Regions from separate parts of the Homo sapiens genome. Here all the other regions are linked to region 1. The links are chromatin loops, found by intact Hi-C in ENCODE. Cell type or tissue: PC-3. All regions are shown on one strand. Each heading gives the region's core, and the rest is flanking DNA. Links, peaks and the distances in the headings are about the cores only. Region 1 overlaps KSR2 (kinase suppressor of ras 2). Region 2 has its middle 6.1 kb from the start of NOS1. Region 3 overlaps KSR2 (kinase suppressor of ras 2). Region 4 overlaps KSR2 (kinase suppressor of ras 2).

Region 1 (7,621 bases), core at 738-3,237:
TGGGGGAAACTGGGTCTTTCTGAGATTTAGATAGGAGGCCCAAGAGCCGACAGTACCTTCACAATTTCTTGAGCAATCTGCCTGGTTTTGTTGACATCCAAAACGATTTTGGCATCCCTCACAACGGAATAGAGCGTCCGTCCCTTACAGAGGCTGAAAAGCAAAAGGACAAGATAAATTAATGGCAGTCGTTCAGAAGAAGGTGACCCACAACAGTTACTACAAGTGACAAATGATGGCATAGACACGTGGACATGCCACTATTGTGCTTATGAGATAATAAGTCTGGGACTGGACTTCAGATCTGGTTCTGGGATGGAGATCTGGGAGGAAGTTCTTGCAGATTCTTTAGAAACTTGGCCAATGTGGCTGACCGACAAGGACACCCACAGAATCTAGCCTAGTCCAGAAATGGGTTTGCCATGTCCAATCCATCCCAGAGGCTCACAGGTGGAAAGCAGCACATAAATCAAAAACTTCTGGGTCCTCAGACGCCACTCAGACAGCATTCTGTTGGCCATTCACACCAGCTGCATGCACTTACCAGGAGTCAGTGTGTGAGGACAGTGATGAAAGACCAGCAGAGTGGTGGCTGATGTGTATTAAGTATCATCAGCAAACGATGCAGTCAATTGTTTGGACAGGGATGTGTAAACACCAGTAATACCACCCCCAAACCAGACGCCTGTCTAGATAAAGAGTTTTTCAAACTATGTTCAGCCTCATTGAGTTCATTTCGAGGACCAGTAGTTTAAGATGAATGACAGGATGAAAAAGGACATTATGCACTGAAAGTAACACCTTCTCATTTAGTTGCCTGTATGCTCATCTGTCCTGTTCCTCCGCAGTGAGCACAATTCCCAGCACGCACAGAGCAGGCACCCACAAGCTGTCACTGAATGAATGAATTCTAGATTCATCATAGCACTCCCAGCCCCTAGCACCGTGACTGGCTCAGAGTATCCAATGTGGGCCAAAAGAAGAAAGAACGTCACTGTGAAAATTAATTTTCCATCTACATCAAAATCACAGTTTGAATTTTCCTCTTTTAACCTGTGATGTTATTGCTAAAATACTCCTGGCATTGTGTTCATTCATTTGGTGTTTACTGAGCCCTTGTTGTGTACTGGGCTTTGCTGAGATTGTATTTCCTGTGGTTGAAGCAAGAGCGCTGGCATCAGAGGGATCTCAGAATCCCAGCTCTGCTCCTTACTTACTGTATGTCTTGAGGTGGGTTACCTCACCTCTCTGGGCCTCAGTTTCCTCATCGATCAAAGGAAACTAATAATACTTAACCCTGTAGTTGAATACGAGGATTGAATGAGATAAAAGAGTTGGAAACAGGCCTTGGCATCCAGTGGGAAGTATAGCACAGTGGTTAGGAGCATGGGGGCTTAGAGTAGGACTAACGGGTTAGAATCCTGATCTGTCATTTAGTGGCTGTGTGACCTTGGGTGGGTGCATTAACCTCTCTGAGCTTCAGTTTTATTATCTGCAAAATGGGGCCAACAGCTGCTGCCTTTCTGGGTTGTCAGGAGAACCACATGAAATCAGGCATGTAAAGGTGTAGGCACCTCTCTATGCCTAGTACATTTCATGGTAACTTTCCATGAGATCACTGGCTATTATAAAAAGTTGTTAAGTGATTAATAAAATAGTAAACAGACACACATACACTTGTACAAATATATATAAGTGATATATCTATACACATATCACAACTGTTTATCTGTCCACCCATCCGTATACTAATCTAAAATGCCACTGATAGCCACCCATGATCTTTGACTAACATTTTTTTCTTCATCTGCTTAAGGCGACAGTCCCCGGGTAGCTGACTCACAGAAAGTCTGATTCACATGTCTGAGGAGGTCACCCAGCCAGTTGGCAGGAGGCAGCCCAGAATGAGTCAGGGCTGACCCTGCATCCCCCAGGTTGCTGTCCCAGGCAGGGCATTTGCTGTGGCTGCTGGAGCAGAGGTGGAGGAAGGGTGGGCAGAGCAGCCAATTACTCCATGTTGACATTTCAATATTTGAGACTGTGGGCAGAGTCCCTCCCCTGGGTACTTAGTTCCTGAACAGCCACCTACACTCATCACAGGCCAGATCCCAGAAAATACCCTCCCCACTGCAGACCGCAGAGCAAATCACCGCCAACAGGCTCCAAGACTCCCTGGACTCTCCTGCTCAGGGTAACTGCAGGAAAGTCTCAAGCTTCAGATTTCCACGCCTTGTCTTCTTTCCCTCCTTACAACCTCTTTCCCTTCAGCAGCTGCTGAAGTCTTTGCTTCTCTCACTCCCGTATGACCTCAAGAGCTTCTGGAGAAACTACCGCACCAGTTTGGCACAGCTACTAAAGTGAAATATACATACAAATAACCCTGATATGGTTTGGCTGTGTCCCCACCCAAATCTCACCTTGAATTGTAATAATCCCCAAGTGTCAAGATCAGGGCCAGGTGGAGATAATTGAATTATGGGGGCAGTTTCCCCCATACTGTTCTCCTGGTATTGAATAAGTCTCATGAGATCTGATGGTTTTATAAAGGGGAGTTCCCCTGCACAAGCGCTCTTGCTTGCCACCATGTAAGACGTGCCTTTGTTTCCCCTTTGCCTCCCATCATAATTGTGAGGCCTCTCCAGCCATGTGGAACTGTGAGTCCATAAAACCTCTTTCCTTTATAAATTACCCAGTCTCCGGTAGGTCTTTATTAGCAGCGTGAAAACGGACTAATACAAATCCACAACCAGCGATTCTTCCTCTAAGTAAGTACCCAACAGATATGAATTCTCATATTCACCCCTACACATGCACTAGAATGTTAAAGCAACCTATCTGTTGAAATCCCAAACTAGAACCAACCTGCAATGGATTGAATGTTTGTGTCCCCAATTCCGTATGTTGAAATCCTAATCCCAACGTGATGGTATTAGGAGGTGAGGCTTTGGAAGATAATTAAGTCATGAGAGCGGAGCCTCATGAATGGGATTAGTGCTCCTTTAAAAGGGACTCCAGCTAGTTCTCTTGCTGTTTCCTTGCCATATGAGGATATAAGGAGAAGTCAAAAGTCTGGAAGACGGCCCTCCCCAGAATCTGCCCATGCTAGCACTGGATCTTTGACTTTTCAGCCTTTGGAACTGTGAGAAATAAATTTCTTTTTTCTTTTTTTTTTTTTTGAGATAGAGTCTCGCTCTGTCATCCAGGCTGGAGTGCAGTGGCGCAATGTTGGCTCACTGCAACCTCTGACTCCTGGGTTCAAGTGATTCTCCTGCCTCAGCCTCCCAAGTAGCTGGGACTACAGGCTCAATTTCTGTTGTTTCTAAGCCACTCAGTCTGCAGTACCGTGTCACGGTAGTCCAAACTAAGACGCAACCCAAATGTTCGTCAACAGAAAAGTGGATAAAATATGATATATACTTATAACAAAATATGTTCATGCTGTACTATATAAAAATAACCAAGCTACTGCTAACTGCAAAAAGCATGGATAAAGCTCACCAACATAATGTTGAGTGAAGGAAGCCTGACACCCAAGACTACTCCATTTATATAAAGTGCATAAGCAAATGAAACTGACCTACATGCTGAAAGTCGGCACAGTGATGGCCCTTGTGTGTGTGTGTGTGTGGTGGGCGGGGGTGCTGGAAGGAGCATTATTAGGGGGCTGGGGGAAGGCAGTGTTCTGTGTTTTGATTTGGGCGCTGGTTACATGGATACATACTTAGTGGAAACTCATTGGGCTGTTCTTTTATGATCTGGATAATTTTGAAGGTACGTTATCCTTCCAAAAAATGTTTTAAAAAGTCAGAGCCTGGGCAACATGGCAAGACCCCAATTCTACAAAGGATACACAAAAAAACTAGCTGTGTGTAGTGGCACATGCCTGTAGTCCCAGCTATTTGGGAGGCTGAGGAGGGAGGATCTCTTGAGTCCAGGAGGCAGAGGCTGCAGTGCATGGAGATTACACCACCACAATCCAGCCTGGGTGACACAGAGTGAGACCCTGTCTCAAAAAAAAAAAAAAAAAAAGTAAGCAGGGAAAGAATTAACAATTAATATAATTAATGTATGGCGTTGAAATCTGTAAAAAATGTAAAGCGGCACTGATACCCAAGGTATCCTTTTCTAAAGTCTTTACCCAGTGAAGAGTATTTGCAGATGGGCAATGTCTACAGAGGAATTTGGGGCTCCAGGCCTGGCTGTGCCCACCTGGATGTTTATCAGGAACAAAGCTGGAGACAAGTTCAAGATGAAAGCTGAGCTTTAAAGATGAGCAGGCCTCAGGCAGATGTCCAGGATGACTGAGGCTAGGGCGGCCCCGGCAAGTCAGTCCAAGTGTCCACAGCAACTGCTCTGAGCTTGGAATTCCTCATGACTAATAATGGTGGCCTAAAAGCCACTCGCAGTGTGGGATGTGGGGAAAGGAAGGGAGAAGAGGATGAAAGTTTACTGAGTATGTGCTTAGGACCTATATCACCTCCATGATTCCTTCTAGCAATGCTGCAACCCCTATATATATAATAGCAAACCCTATTATATCTATTTTATGGGTGAGGATATGGACACCTAGAGGACCAGCTCGTGGATGCATAGCCTTGATGGGAACCCATTCCCGATCTTCTTCCTATCTTCTCCTCCACTGTGTGGGTGCCCAGTTATCAGACATGATTCTTGAGCCATTAATTAGATATCACAGCTAAGGGAACAGAGGAGCACAAACTGAGTCCAAATCCCGACTCCAGCATTCACTACTTGCTGGGTGACCTTCAGAAATGACTTCAACCTCAGTTTCCATGTCTGTAAAATGGGCACAGCAGAAACAATACAGGCTGACATGTCCTGGGCACATTCTATGTGCCAGACACTAGCCTAAGGATAAGAGTCTTACAAAGTGGGTATTCTTGCTGTATCTCGTTGATTCCAAAGATGCACATCTCTAAAATCAGAATGTGTCCTGCAATCATTGACAGATCATAGTTTCATTGGCACTACATTTCTTTCTTTGTAGCCCATAAAATAAATGGTGAATATTCTTTTCTTTGAGATGGGGTCTCACTATGTTGTCCGGGCTGGTCTCAAACTCCTGGGCTAAAGTGATCCTCCTGTCTCAGTCTCCCAAAGTGCTGGGATTACAGACATGAGCCGCTGCACCCAGCCTAAATGGTGAATATTCTAATTGAAGGTATCTTCAATGATTTAATGAAGCATGGTATCAATCTCATTTTATAGATGACAAAATTGAGGCTCAGGGGTTAAGTAGAGCGGGGATGAATTTAACGTGTAAAAATTGTACATATTTATTGTGTAGCACATGATGTTTTGATATATGTATACATATGGAATGGCTAAATCAAGCTATTGTATTTATCTCACATTTTTTTGTGTGCGGTGAGAACACTTAAAATCTACTCCCTCAGCAATTTTCAAGTATATAACCTATTGTTATTGATTATAATCACCATGATGTTCAATAGATCTCTTGAACTTATTCCTCCTGTCTAAATGAAGTTCTGTGGCCTTTGATCAAAGTCTCTCCACTCCCCATACTCCCCAGCCTCTGGTAACCACCATTCTACTCAATTTCTATGACTGACTTTTTTAGATTCCACATATAAGTGAGATCATGTGGTATTTGTCTTTTAATTAATATATTTATTTTGAGATGGAGTCTCACTGTGTCACCCAGGCTGGAGTGCAGTGGCGCCATCTCAGCTCACTGCAACCTCTGCCTCCCGGGTTCAAGTAATTCTCTTGTCTCAGCCTCCTGAGTAGCTGGGATTACAGGTGCCTACCACCACGCCTGGCTAATTTTTATATTTTTAGTAGAGATGGGGTTTCACCATGTTGGCCAGGCTGGTCTTGAACTCCTGACCTCAGGTGATGCCCCCATCTCGGCCTCCCAAAGTGCTGGGATTACAGGCCTGAGCCACTGCCCCTGGCTGGTATTTGTCTTTTTATGCCTGCCTTTTTTCACTTAGCATAATGTCCTCTAGGTTCATTCATGTTGTCACACACGATAGGATTTCCTTCTTTTTTTAAGGCTGAATAATACTCCGCCGCATTTATATGCCACATTTTCTTGATCCATTCATCTGTTGATGGATTCGAGTTGATTCCATATCTTGGCTATTGTGAAGAGTGCTACAATGAACCGGGGGAGCACAGATCTCTCTTCGACATGCTGATTTCCGTTCCTCTGGATAAATACCCAATCGTGGAATTGCAGGAACTGGGGTTTGAATGCAGGCCACCTGGATCTGGAGGCTATGTTCTTAAAATCCATCTTTTGCTTCTTAACAACTTTCTCTGAGTCTCTGGCATGTCATAAGCCCTCAGAAAGTGGTAGCTGTAATGTCACTATCCCCATCGCCTACGGCAATGAAGATTAACGAGGTCTGCTGGTAGTACAGTCCATCTGGAGGTCAGCAGAAAGTGTTTTAGTGGCTCAATAGTGTATTTAGTATCTCTCTAGCTTCTAGTGCACATGCACACATGCACCTCTCGGTATTTCTGTACACCAAAAATCATCTTTCTCCAAGAAGAGGGGCAAGGCCTGGGAATTCTCCATCTTATCTGCAGGCTACCCCACCTCTCCCAGCCTGGCCTCAGGCAGTACCCTCAAGGCTGCCCTTTGAGTCCCTATCTCAGGTGACACAGAGAGCCTTTGGCTAAGATGGCACTGTGGGTACAAGATGTTTATTATAAACCAACCTAAAAGGGGCTTGTCAGAAACAATGAGATAAAATCATCTAGAAGGTTTGTCTCTGAGGGCCTCTGTCCAGACTGGCTCATTCTGCCAAAACAGTGACTGGGACAGAAGTCTGAATGCCTGTGGCAGCCATGTCCTTTCCCTCCTCCAAACGCTTCAGCACCAAGCCCAGGTGGGGAGCAGGGGCTTTTTCTGGGAGCAGCCACCTCTGAGGACTGACACCCTGGCTCCCAGCCCAGCTCTGTCACCTGAAGCCCCCACGACCTTGGGGCACACTGCATCTCATGGGGGCACAGGCTCTGCCTCTATAACCAGGAGTGTGGTGAACTGAATAATGGCTCCAAAGATGTCCACATCCTAATCCCTGGAACTGGTGAAAATTTACCCTACATGGCAAAGGAGACTTTGCAGATGTGATTGAGTCATACTCTTGAGATAGACAGATTATCCTGGATTAGCCAGGCGGGCCAGATGGATGTAATCGCAGGGTCTTCAAAAGCAAAGGGGGAGACAAAAGAGAGAGGCAGAAGGAGATGTGATAGAAGAGGGGGCTGAATGGTTGTGATGGGGGAGAAGGACTCAACCCACCATCGCTGACTTTGAAGATGGAGAAGGGGGCACGAGCCAAGGAATGCAGGCAGCCTCTAAAAAGCTGGAAAAAGGCAAGAAAATGGATTCTCCCCTAGAATCTCTAGAAGGAGCACAGCCCTGCCAACATCCTGATTTTAGCTCCATGAGACCCACTTTGGACTTCTGACTTTCAGAACCATGTTCTTGTTGTTTGTTGTTTCAAGCCACTAAGACAGTGGGGCAGTAAGTGCTGCCTCGTGAGCAGATGGGAGGTTGAGATGAAAGCACACAAGCGCTTCATCCAGTGTCCAGCTAAAGCGTTTACTCCTTCACCAGCTGCTC
Region 2 (7,621 bases), core at 2,011-4,510, 120 kb before region 1:
GGCAGAGACAGAGAGAAAGACAGAGAAAACAGAGGGAGACAGATTGGCAGAAAGAGAGTAAGAGAAGAGAGAGGCAGAGGGATTTGCAGAGAGAGAGAGACAGATTGGCAGAGACAGAAAGAAAAAATACACAGAGAGACATATTGGCAGAGAGAAAAAGAGAGACAGAGTAAGAGAAGAGAGAGAGGCAGAGAGAGATTGGTAGATTGGCAGAGAGATTGGCAGAGAGAGAGAGAGATTGGCAGAGAGAGAATGGCAGAGACAGGAAAGAGAGACAGAGATACAGAGAAAGACGGACAGTGACAGACAGAGCCAGATACTTCCCTTCCCTCCCTCTGGTGGTTTCCCCAGGATTAACGGGAACTATGGACAACACTAGTTGCGGTAGTAAAGAGAACAATGGCCATCTTCTGTTGAGCACTTCCCATTTTGCTGGTTTTGAGCCACGCATTTAATAGGTATAACTCACTGAACCATCATAAAAATGGTAAGAAATGACTCCCTTTCTTATTCCCATTTTACAGAGGGAGAAAATAGAGGCTCTGGAGGCAAAGTGACTTGCTCCAGGTCACCCAGGTAATCTGTGGTAAAGCAGATATTAGAACTCGGGACCCCAAAGTGGAGCTTTTCCTGCCTCCTCGCCGCTGTCTTGTGGAGAAAGAGGGAGAGGGAGGATGTCAGAGCCATCTGGGGAGTGTCTAGGGTTTGGGGAGAGTGGCTCCTGGTGTTTGGGGACCCCTACCACATGAGTACGGACAGTGTCTCCAGAGATCCCCAGCAAGTGGAGGGAAGAGACTTTTACCATCAACCAGGTGGCCTTGGGACAGTCCCCAAAATGCCCCTTGGGTGTAGTGCCTTGGAAGCTGCTCTGGGCTGTCACAATAACCTGATTCCACCAGGACCTCTCTGGGGTTCAGGGGGAGATGAGGGTTGTGCCACCCTTCTCTCGAGCTATTGGAAGATCAAACCAGCTGAGACCCATCCAGGCATCAGCGTAGGGCAGGCACTTCATAAATGGTCACCGTGATAACAATTATTCTTGGTCCTTCTCTCAGGACCACACCCCTCAACCCCTGCATGGATGGTGGATGGGTGTAAAGGGTGTCCCTTCCCCCCCAGCCTCCCAGCCACTCTGGACCCTCACTGGTGCCCACCCCTCAGTGCAGAGGTGGACCCCAGGGGAGTGGAGTGCTCTGGCGGAGCCCTGGGCAGGAGGAGGAAGGGAGGAGGCTGGCCTCACTGACGTGGCTGTCACTGAGGGGGTAATACATTATCCAGGGCTAATGAAAACATAATTATCTTCTTTTGGCTGCAGAGAGGGGCTAATTTAATAGGCTGTGATCGAAAGGCATCTGCTGAATTCACCCAGCAGTGAAAACACTTGAAGCGCTTCAGGGGGCGGAAATGGACAGAGTGTGGCTGGCCGGGTCCGGCAGCTGTGTCCAGGTGGCAGCTCCCCTGGGAAGAAGGGGGTTCCTGGGGGTGCAGCAGAGGGGATGTGGCTGCTGGTAGGTGTCCTGTGCACAAACAGACCTGGGCTTCTTTCTTGCCATGAGTTCTGGGGCCAGTTATTTCTCTCTCTCAGCCTCACCTTCCTCATCTGTAAAATGGGCGTTAATCCTACCTTCCTGACATTGACTGGGAGGAGCAGATGAACGATATGAGAGAGAGCCTGGCACATTCTAAGTAAGTGTTTCACAAAATTTTCATCCCTCTTCCTGGGCTGGCTCTACTCGGCCTTCAAGTCTTAGCGCGAACTCCCCCACTTGGGAGCAGCCCCAAGCACTCTGCATGTCCCTCTTCAGAACATACAAGTTCTGTGATATTTACTTGTTCAATGCCCTCATGAGGGCAGGGTGGTCTGTCTCATCCGTCACTCCAAGGCAGTGGTTCTCAAAGCGTGTTCCCTGAATGATGAGGTCAGCATCACCTGAGAACTTGCTAGTGATGCTGATTCCAAGTCCCCACCTCAGACCACCTGAATTAGACCCTCAGGGTGGGGCCCTGCAATCTGCATTTTAAACAAGCCAGCCAGGTAATTCTGATGCATGCTCAAGTTTGAGAACCTCTGTTCCCACCAAAAACCGAACAAATGTTTGTTTAAATAAGTAGAAGAAGAGTTTACTATTAAGCTGGGGTTCAGCTATGTGATGACAATGTCTCCCTTATTAGACACCAACTATATACCTAGTCCTCTGCATTATGCCCTTGAACCTACCAAGCCATCCCTTTATCCATCACTTACCATTTCCCACACTACTTCATCCCCAAGAAATGCCCCTTGGTCTGCCTCATTGTCCTGCCTTGCTGGCCCGTTGGAGGTGTTGGAAGACCCATGGGGTGCCTCCTCTGTGTCCTTCCTGTTCCCATGGTGCGTAGGTCCCCTCTCTCCCTTAAGCAGCCCCGTCCACCCAGGGCTTCTGATTCTGGAAAGGAATTATGCTTTTGACCCTGTCTCTGGGTATTTGGCTGGGAAAGTGATTTGGACCTGCTTGTTGTGAAGGATGGCACCCATTGGTCAGTTCTGCAGTTAGAGTAAGGAAGGGCCCTTGGAGATGGCTGCCTCCAACCTAGCGTTTTACACTGGGGAGGCCAAGATCCAGGAAGGTTTGACAATTCATCCAGGGGCAGCAGCCTATCAGTGACAGATCAGTTTCCTGTCCTAACTCCCAGTTCAGGATGCAGGGTCTGAGCCTCCTAAGAGCAAAGTGGGTGTCACTAAAGTGGCCGGGGGCATGCTTCTGTAGGACCCAGGAAAAATGAACAGCGAACAGGGTTGTCTGAGAGCCCAGAACCCCCAGGAGAGGTAGGAGCATTATAGTTTCTGGGCATGTCAAAGACTCCTCCAGATATTTACAGGACTCTGGCAGAGAATAAAGAGGGAAGAACACTTTAAGGCTTAAAGAGGCAGCCTGAGCATTAAAAACACTAGATTTGTGGCTGGAACACCTGCTTTCCAGACCTGGCACTTCCACTAATGTGCAATGTGAGCTCAAGGAAACTCCTTGGCATCTCTGGGTCTCAGAAGATCTTAACCTGAAGATGGCCAAGTCCCTGGAATTATATGCAAAATCAATTGCAAGTGCGTTTTGCTGGGGTAGAAGGTTCATAAGTGTGCAGCGGCTTTTTAAAGGGTGTGAGACCTTGGAAAGGTTAAAAACAATTTCTTGCCTGAGAGCCGGCTGGCAAATTTGCAGATGCCTGAAGCTCTATGCAGACCGTTTGTCAGAGATGCAGTTTCCTAAATGACCAACAGATGGCGCGCTAAACCTTCGCTGTAGCCTTCCTGTTTTCCCGGAGACCAGCCAGGTAGGTCCATGGCTTCCTATATTCAGCTTTCAGGACCAGAACCTAGGTCCCCGCTAAGCTGGGCTGACCTGGGTGGGTTGAGAATGCTGGATCACCCCAGAAACTGTCTGCATCTCCTAGTTCCCAGCATCTGTCCACATAGAGAAGGCATTAAAAAGAATGTGAGGGCATAGGCAGGAAACGGGGTGGGGGTTGCAAGCACACCAGAGGACCAAGTAAAACATTGAGAGGAGTCCTAAGTTTGTTCTTCATACCCTCAATTGAGTCCTTCGGTTATTCCCTTCACCCTCATTACAGAATTCCCTGGTCATCTCGCCCCAATTAAAGGCAACACATTGCAAAAATTCTCTAAGCCTGGAGTTCTGATGGTCTAAATTGCACTGGGGTATGAAGGGCTGGTCAAAGTATTTGCATTTTGAAGGCACTGTTAGAGAGAAGCCAGTGCTAACCGGTGTTGCAAATGTACATACTTCCAGGGAACATGAAGTGGGCTGGGTGGGAGACATCAGGGAGTAGTGGAGCCTGTGGCTAACTGGAGCACATGCCCCTCCTAAAGACATTCACATTCAGATGTTTCCAAAATAGCGTTCCATCCAACTAAATCACTTGGGCCACTAGTATAGGAGCTCTGACCAAGGAAATGGGTTTCAGCCTGGTTAGTGGAGCTGTCTGAGTGGCAAAGAAGGTCTTAATCAGAATGTAAAATAGTGACTCCCAAACTCTCAGATGTATAAGAATTCCCTGAGAAGGGGAACACCAGCTCCTTGACCCTGCCCTCAAAGACTGGGAGTCTATAGCTCTTGGGTGGTACCCAAGAGGCTGTATTTTTAATAAGCTCTCCAGGGGAAACTGAGGCAGGTTGTCTTCTGGTTCTAAGTTGGCTACCCTGAGCTGGTAAGGCCACCCCAGTGTGCTGGACTGGGTCCTTACCCTTGCTCAGCAGATAACTGGAGTTCAATGACAGAGCTTCTCAGCACCAGTGACATCCCCTCAAGATGAAAGCAGAGATCTCTTACAATTCTGCCCTCCCCACCATATCACAGACATGTGCAAAAAAGATGACATGGGTTGACTTATTTCTAAGAATTAGGCAAATTCTGAGACCAGTCCCTAGGGGAGGATAATGGGGAGGTGGTTGAAAGAGGAAGAGGTAAGTGTTCTGGAAAGCTCCCAAACCAGGGCCAGGGTATCTGACTTCTTTATTTGACTCTAGCCTCCATCTGCTGTGTGACCTTGGGCAAGTCCCCTCCTCCCTCTGGGCCTTAACTTCACCATGTATAAAATTAAGAAGTGGTAGACTGGAGCATAGCTTCTTCCTCTGTTCTAGGACCACCTTGGGCTCTCCAGCAGTGTCTTGGGGTCTGCCTGTCATGCAGGTCAAGGGGGAAGGTTGGGGAGCTGAGCTCTGAGCTCACTCAGAGCTGTTCTGTTTTTAATCTGTCTGTGTATCTGGCTTCTTCATTCAGCTTTCATTGAGAGCTATTGGCCTGGCATCTTCTAGCATACATATAATCATTCTCTTTCCCCTCTTTCTGGTGGTCCACATGCCTGGCACTATGCCAGGGGGCTGGGGCAACCAAGACCCCCAGGCAGGCTTCTGGCTCATGAAGCACTCAGTGCCAATGGGGAAGTCAGATGAGCTCACAGTCCATAGGCCGTAACAACCAAGCCTGCTAGTGTGCTGACGCTTTGCAGCCTACACTGCCCAGAACCATGGAAAGGGATCCTGCTGGCCTCACCCTGAGTTTTAAAGCCTTAATGAGAGAACCCATTTTCTTCTCCACAGCCTGACAGCCTAGAGCTCTGTTAGCTTCATATGCTTTGACATTTGATTTATTCAAACAGACATGCGAGCAAACTGTCTTAGACTCTTCTCTAATTGTGTGGAAGAGGGGAGGGTGCAATGATCGGGCGTGATATGAAAGCTTTGGAGTCAGTCCTGGGCTTTGCTACTTCCTAGCTGTGCAATCTTAGGCAAGTTAATTACCCTTTCTGAGCCTCAGCTTTCTCATCTGGCAAAACTGGGGAAAATGATAATCCCTACTTCATAGGATTGTGCTGATTAAATGAGATAGTGGATTTGAAGCCCTTAGCACAGTATTTGGCACGTAGTACCTGCACAACAAATGGTAGCTCCTTCTCCTCCTGTTATTACTAGTGTGAGGGTCCGGCCTCTGTTTTGAGATTAGGAGCCTTTTGAGGGGTAGGAGCCATGTCCGAATCTATTCTGACGTTCTCTAGTATGCCTAGCAGTTTGCCAGTACATCCCAGGCATTCAGTTACTGAATTCAATTGCATGGAGGAATTGGACAATTTCTCTAGACCAGTGGCTCTCAAAGTGTTTTCCCCAGACCAGCATCACCTGGGAACTTGCTAGAAATGCAAATTTTATGAACCCACTCTAGACCTAGTGAATCAGCAGCCCTGGGCATGGGGCCTGGCAATCTGCATTTCGAGAAGACTCCAGTGATTCTGGTGCATTTTCAAATTTGGGAATCAGTTATCTATATCAATAATTTTCAAACTTGTTTTAGCTGGGGCATTAAAAAAATTCTAATGGGATTGTATGCAGAAGCCAGTATATAAAATAGGTGAAAGGGGAGCTATTGAGGAATCATGAAGCAGGGGGCAAGATTCTTGACTGCCCTGTCCTCCTTCGGGGAGCCCCTGGAGCACTTAGGACTTCCAGGAACACAGCTTAAAAAGGACTTCCTCACAATTTTTCATCCTCCTACTCATCTACCCACTTATCCATTCAGCCACCCACTGACCCATCCATCCATCCATCCATCCATCCATCCATCCATCCATCCATTCTTCCATCCATCCATCCATCCATCCATCCATCCATCCATCCACCCACCCATCCATCCATTTATCCAGCCAGACAACGAGCCACCAACCCATCTGTCTGTCCAACAATCCATCCGTCTATCCATCCACCAACCCAGAAGTTCATCCACCAATCCATCCATCCATACATCCATCTATCCATCCATCCCTCCATCCCTCCATCCATCCATCTGTCCATCCGTCCGTCCATCCGTCCGTCCGTCCGTCCGTCCGTCCGTCCGTCCGTCCGTCCGTCCGTCCGTCCATCCATCCATCCATCCATCCATCCCTCCATCCATCCATATCTGTTGGGAGATTATGTATCTCTTGCATTTCTCTATGTCTTGCCAGCAGAGGCACTGATTGCCTTTTTATCAGACTATCCTTTTAAGATGCTTATATAGAGAACAGCTTTGGAAGACAGAAATAATGTTTCAATTCAGAGCAAAGGGCAGGCATGTGTACTCTCCAGGATGATAAATATACTATCTCGGGAAAAAAGGGCAGGTTTGTCCAGTATACAGGATGGGGTTTCCTCTCTTGTAATCCAATCCATGTCACCTGATCCTCTTTGTGTTGGGGATTGAGGAACTGGCACAAATGCTGATACCCTGGTTATTACTGTTGCTGTGAGTAATAAAATCCTATGTCTCTGACCCAGGAATCTCATGTCTTCTGCCAACATCCATAAAACTCGGCAGCTAAATTGTTGGCTTGCATGTAGGGTAAAGCCTCCAATCCTTCACACTTCTTGACACTAGTCAGCCTCCCTCCCCATCACTCTTTCATTCCTTCAGCACAGTGTGTTGGCTACTCCAGGCATGGAAAAGAAAATCGTGTCCTAGCCTCAGAGGGCTTGCAGTTGGCTTGTCAAGGTGAAAGATAGAGACCCACTGAACACTCTAGCCATGCTGTCAGGCAGAAAGTGGGAGCTTTTTGGAAGAATGAGAAGTCTGGACTTGGGAGACAGCAGAATGTCCAGAGGAGGGCACATCTGTGAGGAGTCCACAGGGAAGGTCTCCGGACAGGACAACAGCATTCTTCTGCCCCTCCCTCTGTCCCTGCACTGCTCTGTGTTCACTCTCATCTGTCTCTGCTTCTCTACCTGGCTGAGCACTCTTTGGAGCAGAGACCACATTTTCTTCATCTCTTGGGCCCCAGCACTCCACCCAGTGTTTGGCACACAGTAGGTGTTTAGAAAAGGTTTGCTGACTCACAGGAAGAATTTCAGGTAATATTAATGATGATGATAAAAGAAATATGATGATCATAAATACTTAGGAGCACTTTAGCACTCACTATATGCCAGGCACGGTCCTAAGCTCTCACCCAAATGGGAAGTGTTATATTCATATATTGGTATATTCGCTGTCACATACTTGGTGAATGATATATTAGTGTATTAGCTGTCACCCACTTAATGAATGGCAGAGCCGGGATTTGAACCCAGGAAGACTGGCTGCAGGGTCTGTGCACTTAA
Region 3 (7,621 bases), core at 2,742-5,241, 100 kb after region 1:
GTAAAGCTGGGATCCTTTATGAGAGAGCTAATGATTTTCCAAGCCCCAAAGGGCAGAGAAAACCTAAGAGGGAGACAGCATGATTTATCAATCAGAATTATAGCCCGTGGGATTCCTTTAGTTTAACTAAAAACTAAATGTCATCAACCTCAAGCACATTTTACTACTTGTTTCGATTTCTGAGGGAAATAGAAAAGACAAGAGAAAAAAAAATTTTTAAGAGAGCATTCTTTCCATTCCTATCTCTTTTGGGGACTGAAGTCAGATGTGGGAGGAGGGATTCCACCCATTAACTCCTTAAGGTGCTTTCTCCAGTGCGAGGGGTGGGTGGGAATGGGAGGATGGCGCTGGAGAGGAAGGGTTAGCGTCCTCACAAGGAAATCTACAAAACTAGGAGTGCTAAATGGGTTTCATTTCAGGGGCCACTAGTAGTGGCTGCCCAAAGAAGTGTGTTAAAATGGATTCTGAGGCTCAACAGGAAAGGGCACTGAAACTGATTAGCAATGTCTGCCACGGGTGAAGAATAAGATTGTACCAACAGGTCCACATACATTTTCCACCTCTGCAAGAGCAGGAACCACATCTCATCTTTCCATCACCACCTCAAAGCATCGTGCCTGAAGCAAAGTACTTAATACATGTTTGCTGAATCCAAGATTATTATAATAGAAACATCAAGTTTATTGATTACTCAGTAGGTGCTAGGGATTATGCTATGCATTTTATACCTGGAAGCTATCCCTCTGTGTGGTCAGGCTATCATTATTCCCGTTGTGCAAAGGAAAACAAAAGGAGCTCAGAGAAGTGCAGTGACTTGCTAAAGGCCACACAGCCAGGCACCTGCAGATTCTCAATGAATAACTCTGCAATTGTTTGAAAGTCTTCCAGGAGCCCCCGCACCCCCGTTCTCAACCAGAGGAGTGCTCTTCCCCCTAGGGGATATCTGGCAATGTCTGGGGACATTTTTGGTTGTCACACTGTGTGTGTCTGTGTGTGTGTGTGCGTGTGTGTGTGTTACCAGCATCTGGTGGGGAGAGAGCAGGGATACTGTTTAACATCTTATAATGCACAGGGCAGACTCCCATAATAAAGAATTAAACATCCCAAAATGTCAATAGCATCAAGGTAGAGAATTCCTGATCTAGATGCTTCTCTGCTTGTCTAGCCAACTCCCTCCCTTATTATCACCACCTCTCCATCAAAAATCCCCCAGATGGTGCTTCTGAGGCTCAACTCAGCAGAGAACAAATCCTCTTTTATTATAAGCACATCTCACTATTAGGTTCATAGCCTAGTTATTCAGTTATTCTCAATTACAGCTCCCTTCAAAAAATAGATGTAATTAAGTTTAGTAGTTTGGTCTCATTTCCCAATATCTGGTTGAAGGGGTGAATTCTGTCAATTGCATTAAGTGGCTGCAGCATCATTAGTCTCAAGCAATAATAACCTCCACACAGCTTCCTACGTGGGCAAGAAGATTTGAACTTTGAGATCCTCTCTTTGCTTTCTTCGTTTGGATTTTATTAAACTTGCCAATGCAAGCCTTAAAGCAATGGAAAACTGTTGAAAGGGAAGGGGAAAAAATATATGAAAATCCAGGCCTTATCATAACAGAGAAGGCAAACGACATTTACAGCAATTAAACCGATACAGAAACTTCTGCTTAACAATCAAAGCACCTATTAAGATGTCTCCATAGCTGAACAAAAGCTTCTTTTCTACTCTAATTTTCTGATAACAAGTCATGCAGACACAGAGGCAGAATTTTGTGCATCCCTGGTGCCTATGGTCTCAGGAGTAGAATAATAGACATTTCTCCGTAGATATTTTCATTTCTAGTGCATAGAAAGAGAAAGAGGTGGAAGGAGGGAGGATTCTTCTCCCCTTGCACAGGTCTTGCTGTTGATGTCTTCTGAGAAATGCATCTGCCCAGAAGGGGCTTTGCACAGAAGAGGGAAAAGCCAGGAACCCTGGTCTTTGGAATCACCTTAGCAGTCAGAGGGACAAACAGAAGGCCCAACAGCAGGAACCAACATTAACAAAGCATCCACACCACACACAGCTTCTTGATGAAAAATCAGGCTCTGACCTGGTGAATTTGAAAGCTCCCTGACGGATGAGCTAGGCATGGGAAAAATACGTGAGGATATACACAGAGACACAGGTAAAAATGGGTGACGATAAAGGAAAGGAAGAGGAGGAGAAGAAAGAAGAAAATAAGAAATAAGAAAAATAGGGCCGGGTGCGGTGACTCACACCTGTAATCACAATACTTTGGGAGGCCAAGGCAGGTGGATCACCTGAGGTCAGGAGTTCGAGACCAGCTTGGCCAACATGGTGAAACCCTGTCTCTACTAAAAATACAAAAAATTATTTTTGTATATGGCGGGCACCGGTAATCCCAGCTACTCGGGATGCTGAGGCAGGAGAATCACTTGAACCTGGGAGGCAGAGGTTGCAGTGAGCCAAGGTCGCGCCATTGCACTCCAGCCTGGGCAACAAGAGCCAAACTCCGAAAAAAAAAAAAAGAAGAAGAAAGAAAGAAAAGAAAAAAGAAAGAAAAAGAAAGAAAGAAAGAAAGAAAGAAAGAAAAATATAGTAAATCTGCTGTCTGCTGTGTTACCGTGTGCCAAGCACTACTGTCAAACAGACAGACCCTTGACATATATTATCCCATTAATACAAACACTACAGAGTATACACACACATAGCGTATCAGCCATGATCATTAGTGCCATTTCAACAAGGAAATTAAAAAGTTATCCCGACTGCCCAAGGTAAATGCAAGTAAATGCCAGAACAGGGATTTTTAATTGAGCTGTGGCTCAATTAATGGAAGTGAATTTCATCTCCCTTTCACAGATGGGAATATTGAGGCTTAGAAGCAATATGCAATTGTCTAGAGCTGATAAGTGACTGAGTTGGGATTTAAACTGCAGACAGAAACAAACTGGATGCTTTTAGTCCAGAGTTCCCTCCAACACCCTGCTCAACCCATCCTATACTGCCAAGGCCTCCTACCTACCTCTGTCTGGGAAGGACCAAGGAGGCCTGGGAAGTGATGTAATAGCATAATGCTCCTCTCCCACCCAAAAGATGCCCACGTCCTGATCCCTGGAACCTGGGAGTATGTTATCTTATCTGGCAAAAAGAGATGCTGAAGACGTGATCAAGTTAAGGATCTTGAGATGGAGAAGTTACCCTGGATTACGCGGGTGGAACTAATGTCACCATAGGGCCCTTATAAGATGGAGGGAGGAGGGTGAGAGTCAGAGGTCAGAGAAGTGGACATGACAATGAAAGCCGAGGTCAGAGGGATGCAACTGCTGGTTTTGAAGGAGGAGGGGGGACAGCAGCCAAGGCACATAACTAGAAAAGGCGAGAATGGATTCTCCCCTAGAGCTTCCAGAAGGAACCAGCTCTGCCGACACCCTGATCTTAATCCCATTGGCATCCATTTCGGACTTCTGACCTCCAGAACTGTAAGATAATAAATCTGTGTTGTTTTCAGCCGCTGAGTTGGTGGCCGTTTGTCACAGCAGCCATGGGAAACTGACACAGCACCTATCTTGTTCCAGGCATGGTTTCAAGGGGATACGGTGAACGAGATAACCATGTTTCCCGAGTTTAGAGTCTACAGGGGGAAATCAGAAAGTAAATGAGCCAAGAAATAAGAGTCCATGAGGAAAATGAAACCGTACCAACGTTGGGGTTGTTTTAAGGCAATGGGAGCCCCGATGTGCGTTAGAATGGAAGCAGCAGGACGCTGTGCTGGGCAGTATGCATTTAAGAGCTCCCTCTGGCGGTCGAGGGGAAAATAGCCTGCCAGGCTGTAACTGGAAAAAACAGGGAGGGCCTCCCCGCCTCCCTATCCCTGCATCAATGCTCCATCACCCCAACCCCTACCCAGGTCCAATGCTACAGCTCTAACCCTGACAAGACCATTCCTTCCCAAGGTCATTCTCCCAGCACAGGCCTTTCCCACCGGAGCTATCATGATCCCACCCACAGCCCCTCATAAAAAATCCACATCCCATCACTCCTCCATGTCCCTGGGAAAAGCAAAGGGGGTGTACTCATTGGCCCCACAGCCTGTATTATTTTTCAGAAGCCAACAGAGTATTTTTACTTCCTTGGCCATAAAGAAGGGTTTTGTCCCAAACCTACCAACTTGTAGCACTGGAATATCTGCTGTGGCATAGACTGATCTTAGAGGACAGTTCCTGAAGAAATTTTCATGGGATTTGCATTCCCAAACCCAAGCAGGGGAGGATAAAAAGGTAGCCATGGGAAGAAGGCAAAGCCAGTTTTAAAAAATTATTCTTTGCGATTTATCTGCTATGGGGACAAACGATACTAGGCTGGGAGCTTTTGGGGTTTGGGCCTGGGTCTCATCTGTCACTGTATCCCCAAGTGTTGAGCTCAGGATCTGCTCTAAGAATATTAAATGTGTGTTTAATGGACAAATGAATGAATGAACAAATGAATGGACCGATAGTCAAGTCCTGGCTGAACCTGGTGTTTTTCCGATTAATGAGAAACTTACATGGCCCTGAGAGATCGTAGAGATAACTTTATCAGACTCAGAGCAAATCTGAACTTATTTATCCTCAAAATACTCTGTGTGGTAGGGAAGAAAGTACACATTATAACTGTTTCACAGATGGCAAATTGAGGTAGATGTGGGATGTGACCTGCTGTGTGTCTTTGGGCAAGTGACAACCCCATGAGCTTCAGTGTTCTCAGGCAAAAACTGTGAGTAAATATCAGTGCCCACTGTACCTCATTGTGTTGTTTGAAGACTAAGTGGGATAATGCACACAGAGTATTCTGAGCATGAGAGCAATGCTCAGACATATTTACCGTATGTATCTTGCAGCTATGTCTTCATTTAATCCACACAATCTTATGAGTTTGTATCCATAGTTTACAGATAAGGAAAGTAAGGATAACTAAATTGTTCAAAGTCATATAGCTAAAGTTCACCAAATATCATGAACTCTAGAGTTGAACCCAGTTTCCTATAAAATTAAAGCCTTCTATCCAGCTCCATACCATGTCCCCTTCTGAGATAAATGTAAAAATTATCTTAAAAGCCATGCCAGTCTAGAGTTGAAAAGGACCACAAGAAATAGTTTATTGCAGTCTTTGAATCGCTAAACCCTGTTGGATAAATAAGGAGCTACTCTACCCTAAATGTTTCCATGGAGATAAAGACCTCTGAGCACATAATATTATTAAAAATAATAGCTAACTTTTATTAAGCACCTATTACCCAGTGGGACCTAGATTATGTGATTTAGTTGTATTATTTCACTTAGTCTCCATAATTCCCTTTTAGGTGCTAAAGCTCAGGTTTGAACCCAAGAGCTCATCCTCAGAAATACCACAAAGGAACTGGAAGTTCCAAACTGCCCTTAAGCTTCCAGCCCAGGGACATGACAGACTGAGTGAGAACTCAGCAGAGGTGTTGCATTCAAATCAACTAGCAAATTCATTGGGCCTAAAGGTAACTGAAACTAATAAAACTTAGATCATTAAACTTTTCTTTGGAGTCACAGGCCAGTCACCAGCTAAAATCCCACTGATTTATCCAAGGCGCCAACCAATCCTAGACTAAAGCTGCTCATGATATCATTCACATAGCAGAGGATAACTCTATTTGCTTTAATATCCAACTCAAATATATCAGATCTGAAAGTATTTTAATTATGTGCAGTTTCTAAAGGTTACAGCTCCATGATGCTTCAGGGCCAAGTGCTTCTTCATGGAGTTGGACATAATTTTCTCCCTGAAACAATGATAACTCACCTCCCAAGATCCAAACATCATCATCTGGGGCCCTTGATGGCTATGGAGGCTTCCCTGGAATCCCTTGAAACTGGTGAGTGCATAGACCAGGGTGGGCTTTGGTTTCATGTCATCGGGGAAGAAATAAGGCAGAGGGGACTGACAGTGATAAGAGATGCTAGGGGTGAGCAAGGATTCTTGATGGAAGAGATCATATACAGGGATTTCAGAGAAGTTTCCTGGGGCTCCCATGACATTGAGACAAAACAATGGGCAATGGCTAAGCTATTGAGACTATGGCCTCAGTTCCTGTCCACTGCAGGAATGCAAGTATTAGGGTCAATGCAATTCATGCATGTGTGGAGTTTAAGTTAGAGACAAGACCTTGAGTGTGGACCTCCTCTGGAGACAGAGTAGCATACTTTATTTCTGAACAGGAAGGGCCTCAAGGGCAATCAACTTGCCCAGTGCAGTGTGGGAGAGAGAGCATGGGGCTTTGACGTGAGCACACCTGTGACAAACACCAGCTCTGCCACTTACGAGCTATGGGATCTTGGTACTCTTACTTTTCTGAGGCTCGGTTTCTCCTATAAAAAAAGTGGTCATTGTATCTCCCTCATAAGATTGGTAGGAGGATTAAGTGGGGTGATATAATTGGAACAGTGCTCTGCCAAGTGCCTGATGTAGTATTGTTATTATTGTTTTTGTCACTGTCATCATCACTCTGCCTCTTGAATTTAACACATCAGTTAGAACATGACAAAGCTCTGTACGGACTATGACTTAGTGCCAGAGTTGGCAAACTTGACCCTCAGGCCAAATTCAACTCATTGTCTAATTTTATAAAGTTTAATTGGCACACAGCCACACCCACTCATTGACACACTGTCTATGACAACAGGAGTAGTTGTAACAGAGACAGTATGGTCCACCAAACAAAAAATAATTATTACCTGGCCCTTTAAAGAAAAAGTGTGCCAAGTCCTGATTTAGAGCTATGAAACTCATTTTCTTGGCTAATCAGCAGAAAGATTTTTTCCATGGAGCCAGAAGACCAGGATTCAAGATCCCCTTCTGCCACTTACATGGTAGGAATCCTTACACAAATGGTCTGTAGTCTCCAAGCCAAAATACGTATAACCACTTTGTGTCACCCCACTGCCCACTTAATCCTAGCACCCTGTGAGGTGCATTGTTTTGATCCCCGTTTTGCAGAAGAGAAGAGCCAGAAAAGGAGGACATGCAAGCAGCCCAGTCAAGATGATAGCCCAAGACTGTGTTCTTTCAACCCCTCACTGTCTCTTCGTAGAATAGTCCATGAGGGGGCAATGTCTCTACATGCAACTTCTGAAATCTGGGTCAACTCATGGGGGCAGAGGAAAAGAAAAATTAACTCTTTCCTCTCACTGCTTCTGTCTGGATTAAAGAATTTGATTTTCTAGTTGTCACTCTATCAAAGCAGAGAGAAGACCTGGAGGAGTCTTCCTCCAGGGGAAGGAACATGCTGATCCCAGGCAGAAGAGGAAGAAATGCCCCTGCATCTGATAAAGCGGCACGACATAGCTGAGACCTGGGGGAGTCTTCTCTCTAAGTTACAATTGGAGGCAGTGGTGGTGGTGACGGATGAGATAGAGATAGGAGATGCCCTGCTAGGAGTGTCTCCAGGTAGCAGCTGATATTGGTAGGACCAGTGAGTGGTGAGGGCACTGCACCAATGGCAGCAAAGCAGATGAAGGGCTGGTATGTGGCGGCTAGAGGTAGGACATTGGAGAGGATGTGAGGGACAACATCACAGGAAAGTTGTCACCATCACTCTCCTCCATCACCCATT
Region 4 (7,621 bases), core at 2,019-4,518, 350 kb after region 1:
TAGGGATTTTTTTTGAGCTATGGTGATTTGAATGAAAAAAGAAACTGTCCTGAGTAGATTGGAGATTTGGCATTTGATAGGCAATAAAATAAAATAATCAACCCAGGAGGCAACAGGAGAAGCCCAAACATAGCCTTTGAACTCAATGGAGGGGTTTATTCTCCTAGAAAACTTCCCCTGACCTTGCTCGGGCTGCGGTGAGGCTCCTCCTCTGGGCTTCCCAGCCCCTGTGCTTCCCCAGCCTGAGAAGAGCAATGAGAATCATACTAATAGTAATATATGATAATCACACTAATACCATGCACTGAGTACTTCCTACAGCATTTGAGCTGAGACCCAAATAATGAAAAGGAGCTGGCTCACAGAAACAGTATTGCAGGCAGAAGAAACAAATGCAAAGGTGGGAATTAATTTTTTTATGTTCAAAGAATCCAAAAAAGGTGTCACTGAGTGGATATAGGGATCAATGCAGTAATAGTAACAACAGTTAGAAGCTGTGCGGGTAAACCAGAGAGCCGTCTTCGAGGGCAGGGATGCAGTTTCTGCTGGCAGCTCACTGGCTGGGCATGAAAATCGAACCCGAGACACAGAGTCCAGGGAAAAAGGGGCTTATGGGCCATCCATCCTGTCCTCAGGCATTTGGCAGACCAAGACACCAGGCTCAGTGAGGCCATGTGGCTGACCCAGGCTCCCATAACCAGAGAAGTCAGGGGCAGAGCCAGAACCGAAGCATCCTGCCTCCAGCCCTGAGCTCCGTCTGCTGTTGCCCCCTTTCATGGGTGATCAGGAGCTGTTTATCTGCAAAACTGATGGAAGTTTTAACAAGGTCCCTGGGGAGACAGGGAGAGATGGTGCATGTATGTGTGTGCATGGCGAGTTGGAGGGAGGGTGGTATATCACGGTTCCTCGCTTTCATCTGGTTCCTGTTAATTGGACTAAAGACCCCTGGGAAAACCATGCTCTGGGCATGATAAGCCAAACCCCAACTCAGTTATGGTTTTCTGTGCTTTACAGAACCTCAGTGTTCACAAAAGCTCCTGGCTTTCATCTGGCCTCAGAATACAGAAGTTGTCGTCAGTGTCGTCATAATCATTATCCTCCTCCTTAGAACCAAAGCGGCTATGTTCCTGGAGCGCTTAGGATCAGTCAAGCCAGTGGCTCTCAGCCCAGAGTGATTTTGCCGCAGGGGACATTTGACAGTGTCTGTAGGCATTTTTGATGGTCACTACCAGGGGCTAGGGGGTTGGATGCTACTGGCATCCAGTGGGTAGAGGCCAGGGATGCTGTTAAACATCTTCCAAGGCATGGGACAGTCCCCACCACAATTTTCCAGCCCCAAATGTCAACAGTGCCAAGGTTGAGAAACCCTAGGGGCTAGCCCTTTTTGTGCTGTAATTGGAGACCACCAAGAAAACCTCCTACTTGGGACCTGAGATGTAATGACTGACATCAGAGAGGATTAACGATGAGCACTGTTGTTAAGCAAGGCCGCCTACCCTACAGCCTCCAGACAGTCTGCAGTTAGGAAGTACCCTCCGTAAACTGACAACCCCCTACAGAAAATCCCTTTAGTCTAGAAACTTGCCCACTCTTGGGGAGTAAAAATATTTCCATAAAAGACTATTGGGAAACTTTTCCCAACCTCCCAAATATGTTAAAAGAAGATTGCGATTGGGTGCTAACTTTTTTCTGCTCCAAAGTACTAAAAGGGGTCAGAACACTGTCTTCCATCCACAGGGCAGTAGCATCGTCAAGTTTAGGGCCTGATGGAAGTCACAGGCAACACCCTCAACTGTCGGTACCCATCATGGAGTGGACTTCAACAGCTCTGGGGCCCCGAGACCATTCAGTTCCTGTGGAATCTACCTTCCAGAAAGATACTGGAGGCAGAACAGGCAATGCCAACACCGTACTTATTAGGAAATGGAGAGAAACCTTTCACTTCACCATTCTCTTTGGGTTGTATGATTCCCAATTCACCCCAGCCAAAAGGAGCACAGCAAAGTCCCGCTCAGATGGAGAGGTTGTCCCAGACAGAGGCAAAAGCACACATCACCTCCCTTAAACATCACAACACTAAAAGACTCGCTATCATGATGCCTGTTTCAAAGACAGAGGTTCCGATAGGGAAGAGGCTGGACCCGTGGCCCAGGCAGGACTCACATCCCAGGCTCAGGACTCATATGCCTTCCTGACTGTGCCACAAACCAACCAGGGCAGCTGAATGACGCAGCCGGGAGGCCCAGCCCCTTGCCAACTGTGGCCCGTGTCTTTTTTATCAGTGCACCCCACTGCAGGGAATGTGGCAAGCACCAGAACACTGATTTCAACTGAAGCAAGTCCAGCCACTTCTCATCGTAGCCATTCTTTAGACAGCCTCTCGGGAGGGCTCCCATGCAGCTGGGGGTGCCCCAGGCCGGGCCCCAAGCTCTTTCCAGATGTCTCCCAAGGGAATGAAGCCACTGCCTAGAGTTTTTTCTGTCGCTTCGGAGCTCCCTTTGCATCTCCACTAGTTATTATTTGGAGGCTGCATTTCAATGTTCCTTCTTTACAGTTCATTTTCTCCTCTTAATTGGTCTTGCAGTGTGGCAGGGAGACCAACGCAAGAGCATCATGACATGAATGCGGAAGGAAGGTGAGTGGCAGCAAGGCCCCGTCGGAGTAGGCTGCTCTGATAGATGCCTCTGCCGTTCACTAGGGGCCAGCCGGGAAAGAAACCCAGGGTCTCCCCTGGCTTCCAGCCTGCCTGCCGAGAAAGCTCGGTCTGTGAAACAGAATTAAGCCAGCATTAGTCCCTGCTGTAGCTGGGTCAAGCCCTCCTCCTCTCTCAGACTCAGTTTTTCCTTACTTAAAAGTTGAGATGATCAGACCGAGGTTCCTGCCAGTTTCTACATTACTATGCATCTTGTGCACCGATTTCAAGACAATTTTGACGTCTCCGCTAAAGGAAGCTTATCGGGCAGCGCCTCCTGGTGGCCAAACATGACACTGCGCCATCAAGAGGTGGCCCTGGTCGTATGGTGTCCAAGAAAACACTGGGAGGAAAAGGCATCCCAGTGTCTACGGCCAAGCAGCTACGTGCCCCTAACTTTTTCAAGCAAGGAGCCTAGGATTGAAAGCAACAATGCAGCCCTGACGCTCAGTTCCTCCACCCTACGTGATCATGATGGCACAAGGTCTTTACAAGTGGAGCTTGAAAAATCTGTCAGCCCGAGCCACTGAGAGCATCCTGGTATCCGGTTACAAAGCTGGTCTGCCTCATTTCTCCTCCACAAAGTACCAGATAGAGAAGGAAAGAAACAAAGGCGCTAAAGAAAGAAAATGATCAGATGATGAAGCTAAACTGAGCTCTGTTCCCAAGGACAGGGCTGATGTTGGGGGTAGGGAAGTACCGTCTCCCACCCTCCCAACTCAAAGCAACAGGTTCTCTGTGTGGGGAAAGGAGGACCATTTAAGGTTTCCTGTTTGAAGAGTGAAGTCAGTGGGGGAAATTCGGAGTGTAGGGCAACCCCACATTTCTGAATCCCATCAGGATGGTGGTCACACTCACCCAAAGAAAGCCACAGACTCCTATATAGGAGTGACCTTCAGAGAGTACTATCCAGACAGCATCTGTGTACAGCACTCCAAAGACAACGAGATGTGGTCCCCACTCCCCAAAGAACTCAGTCTGATGCAGAACAGACCCCAAAAGTCAGCACAATGGACCATGCATAACGTTTTGGGTTGGGTTTTTGAGACGGAGTCTCGCACTGTCACCCGGGCTGGAATGCAATGGCACAATCTCAGCTCACTGTAACCTCTGCCTCCCAGATTCACGCAATTCTCCTGCCTCAGCCTCCCAAGTAGCTGGGATTACAGGCGCACACCACCACACCCAGCTAATTTTTTGTATTTTTAGTAGAGATGGGGTTTCACTGTGTTAGCCAGACTGGTCTCGAACTCCTGACCTTGTGATCTGCCCACCTCAGCCTCCCAAAGTGCTGGGATTACAGGTGTGAGCCACCATGCCCAGTCAGGACCATGTATAATGAAAGTTTTGGGTGAAACTGATGTGGGTTTGAGCACAAGCTCTACCAGGTACTAGCTGTGTGACCCTAGGCATCTCACCCTCTCTGGGCGTGTGCCTCCTTCCTGCCTTCCCCTGAGCACTTACTATAGGAAGTTCTTGATCAATTACAGCCCCCTATAAATGTTGTACCACTTGTGCAAATATTCATTCACCCCCACTACAGAGTTCTCCACAGTCAATGCCTCCCCAGCCTCTTCATGTATTTATTGCCCTCCTCCAAAAGGAAGTTCTTCTTTACATCAGACCAAAATCTCCCCTGACTTAGACATGTATGTATTTGTTTTAATTGACACTCACTATTTCTAGCTTGGTCTTTTACAAAAAGGGTTAGCAAACATTTTCTCTAAAAAGCTTGACAGTAAATATTTCAGGTTTTGTGGGCCATACGGTCTCTGTCACACTACACAATTCTGATGTTGCAGCGTGAAAACAGCCATAGACAAAGTGGAAACAAATAGGTATGGCAGTGTTCCAATAAAACTTTATTTACAAAAGCAGGTGGAGGGCTGACTTTGGCCCGTGGGCTATACTTGGTCAACCCCTGTTTTAGAGAGAAAATCTCTCATTATCTGATCACTATCCCTCCCACACGATCTCATTCCTGATACACAGACAGAAAGTGCTTTGGCTTCACTTCTCTCCCCTAGGGCAAATTATAAAGGCTTCAACCTTCCCCTCCAAGGACATAATTTCTGTGATTAGATTATGACAGTTCATTTGTTCGTTAATTCATTCAATGATACTTTTGCAACCATGCTAAGTAGTTTGTAGGAAATGAACAAAGTGCTGCGTTTAGAGTGTACGGTCTGGAATCAGCCCGAGCTCAAGTGCTGGTACCCCGCAATTTACTGGCCATGTGACCTTGGTTGGGTACCATGGTTCACCCCTCTGTGCCTTCATTCTCTTATCTGAAAACTGGGGAATACAAAAGTCCCTGTCTCATGGGGATATCTGACGATTAAGTGAAATAACCCTCAAAATCAGCTCAGAACACCGCCTGACACTCAGTATGTTTTTAATATTTTATCGTTATTATTTTGTTTATTAAAAGATGGCTCTTGCTATCTAGGAATTTCCAGTCTAATATGGGAGATTTAGATATCAAAGCAACTACAAGATAACTGCCCAATGACTATGGCCGAAGATCGACACAGGTGCAATCAAGGAAATCCTCCCCGCAGTGGTCAGGAGTTGCCTAAGCCATGGGAAGGTTTACTTTAGAAAGATGCAGCCCAGAAAGTTTTTCCTTTTGAACAGATGCAAAGGGACGGTGAATCAGTGAGAAAACCATTGAAACCTGGGAGGTCAGAGCATCCTGCCCCACCAGGCATCAGCAGCAGAGAAGAAAGTATCACAGTACAGATGAAAGTAAGCAAACAGGGTTCGAGGAGGATTCTTTTCCTTCAAACTTTCTCATTTAAGTTACACAACTACTTATTTGTTGCCCAGAAAGACAGAAAATGCAGAAGGGCAAAAGAAAGAAAATCATCACCCTTAACCAAAGAACAGCTATGCTAAATATCCAAGTGGATTTCCTTCCAGACTTTTTTCCCATTTTATTTTATTTTACTTTATTTTATTTTATTTTTTTTTTTGAGATGGAGTCTCCCTCTGTCACCCAGGCCAGAGTGCAATGCGCAATCTTGGCTGTCTGCAGCGTCCGCCTCCAGGGTTCAAGCCATTCTCCTGCCTCGACGCTCTGAGTAGCTGGAACTATAGGCGTGCACCACAACGCCTGGCTAATTTTTGTATTTTTAGTAGAGATGGGGTTTCACCATGTTGGCCAGGCTGTTCTTGAACTCCTGACCCCAGGTGATCCACCCACCTTGGCCTCCCAAAGTGCTGGGATTACAGGTGTGAGTCACCACACCTGGCCTATTTATTTATTTATTGAGATGGAATCTTGCTCTGTTGCCCAGGCTGGAGTGCAGTGGCATGATCTCAGCTTACTGCAGCCTCCACCTCCTGGGTTCAAACAATTATCCTGCCTCAGCCTCTCAAGTAACTGGGACTATTGGCATGCACCACCATGCCCAGCCAAATTTTATATTTTTAGTGGAGACAGGGTTTCACCATTTTGGCCAGGTTGGACTCAAAATCCTGACCTCCAGTGATCCATCTGCCTCGGCATCCCAAAGTGCTGGGATTACAGGCGTAAGCCACCACGCCTGTCCCCATGCAGCTGTTTAAAAAATACTAAGCCAGGCATGGTGGCTTACGCCTATAATCCCAACACTCTGGGAGGCCGAGGTGGGCGAATCACGAGGTCAGGAGTTTGAGACCAACCTGGCCAACATGGTGAAACCCCGTCTCTACTAAAAATACAAAAAATTAGCTGGGCATAGTGGTGGGTGCCTGTAATCCCAGCTACTTGGGAGGCTGAGGCAGGAGAATTGCTTGAACCTGGGAGGCAGAGGTTGCAGTGAGCCGAGATTAAGCCGCTGCAATCTAGCCGGGGCGACAGAGTGATTCTGTCTCAAAAAAAAAAAAAAATTGCTAAGTAACATACCAATGTGGATGCAAATTATGGTCAATGCGGTGCTTTCTTTTTCTCTCCCAAACAATAGCTTGGGTACTTCTCACACGAGTGTATAAGTTGGTAATCAGGGAAATAATTAGAGAAAGCAAAAAGCCACCTGAGTGAAAATCATGACTATAATGAACTGGAGCCATCTCCCCTCAGCATATTTTAAAGGAAGGCAAGAATAATTTTGCTCCAAATAATAACAAATATTTTCATCCTCCTTGCCCTTTCTGCCTTCCCCCTGCATGTTCCCTGCAAGTTTCAAACATAATCATGCGCCCACAGAAGCCTCCCATCCTCCCTCAGGACCGTGGCTGGGAAGGACAGAGATACTGATGGAGAGTCAAATCTGCTGGGAATGTTCCCATCTGTGAAACTGGGCGTGCAGCCTAATCTGCCCACCACTCATATGGTTGCGAGGCTAAAACAAGATCACCTGCATGCAGGTGCTTCCTAAAACTGAAGGTGCTCTGCAAATGTGCAATATTATTTGATATTTACATGCAGCCTTTAAATAATTTCTTTTTATCTCAGTTCCAGTGTAAGCTGCTACAAAAGCCCCAAAGGGTTGCTCCCTCAAGCTGAGCAAATGGAAACACAGGGACCACTCAGAGTTAAGGAGAAAGCCATTCATTCCCACCACTTTTTTATGTGGGAAGCCTCCGCTTAACAGGAGTCAGACAGAAATGAGTTCAAACCCCGCCTCTGACACTTAGTTGCTGTGTGACCACCACCCCCCTCCCAGGCAAGGGCTCTACCTTTCTGAGCCTCAGTTTTCTTACCAGAAAATAGGAATAATAATCCTACGGACCTCATGAGGTTGTTGAAGAATTAAATGAGCAGGTGCTGCGTGACTTGGCCCAGTAAGAACTCAATCAATATTTGTCGCTGCTGTTATCATCAACCACTAGCATTCACTCAGTCACTCCGTGACTACTTCTTGCATTCCAACTCTGAGCCAGATGCAGGGAGAATTCCAACACAGGGGTTCTCAAAGCGTGTTCCCCAAACCAGCAGCACCAGCG

The links. Hi-C counts contacts between places; a loop is a spot of excess contacts. Peaks named below come from ENCODE experiments on the same cell type or tissue, not always from the same donor. Only the 100,000 strongest peaks of a DNase experiment are listed, where the experiment ranks them.
Region 2: it touches region 1 in a loop (2.4-fold over the local background); 3 of 110 quality-filtered maps call a loop at or near these places.
Region 3: a loop joins it to region 1, with 10 times the contacts of the local background. A loop is called at or near these places in 2 of 110 quality-filtered maps.
Region 4: it touches region 1 in a loop (4-fold over the local background); 2 of 110 quality-filtered maps call a loop at or near these places.

What each region holds. Positions count from the first base shown.
Region 1 is chr12:117,485,539-117,493,159 of GRCh38, forward strand. It overlaps KSR2 (kinase suppressor of ras 2), which reads right to left. Exons shown (of 20, transcript NM_173598.6): 15 at 57-153. Among named protein-coding and RNA genes, the nearest start is that of NOS1, 130 kb to the left of the region's middle. In PC-3, for the core only: no CTCF peak of the experiment used is centred there; a DNase peak (open chromatin) is centred at 1,923; H3K27ac peaks cover 1,866 bases.
Region 2 is chr12:117,363,957-117,371,577 of GRCh38, forward strand. No RefSeq gene overlaps it. Among named protein-coding and RNA genes, the nearest start is that of NOS1, 6.1 kb to the left of the region's middle. In PC-3, for the core only: a CTCF peak has its summit at 3,252 (motif pointing right); a DNase peak (open chromatin) is centred at 3,255; H3K27me3 peaks cover 14 bases.
Region 3 is chr12:117,584,069-117,591,689 of GRCh38, forward strand. All of the region lies in intron 5 of KSR2 (kinase suppressor of ras 2), which reads right to left. Among named protein-coding and RNA genes, the nearest start is that of NOS1, 230 kb to the left of the region's middle. RefSeq lists an enhancer at 1-242. In PC-3, for the core only: CTCF peaks have their summits at 3,793 (motif pointing left) and 3,997; a DNase peak (open chromatin) is centred at 3,803.
Region 4 is chr12:117,834,450-117,842,070 of GRCh38, forward strand. The region is part of intron 3 of KSR2 (kinase suppressor of ras 2); the gene reads right to left. All of the region lies in intron 2 of LOC105370011 (a long non-coding RNA gene), which reads left to right. Among named protein-coding and RNA genes, the nearest start is that of KSR2, 130 kb to the right of the region's middle. RefSeq lists an enhancer at 1,770-2,315. In PC-3, for the core only: CTCF peaks have their summits at 2,977 (motif pointing left) and 3,180; a DNase peak (open chromatin) is centred at 2,952.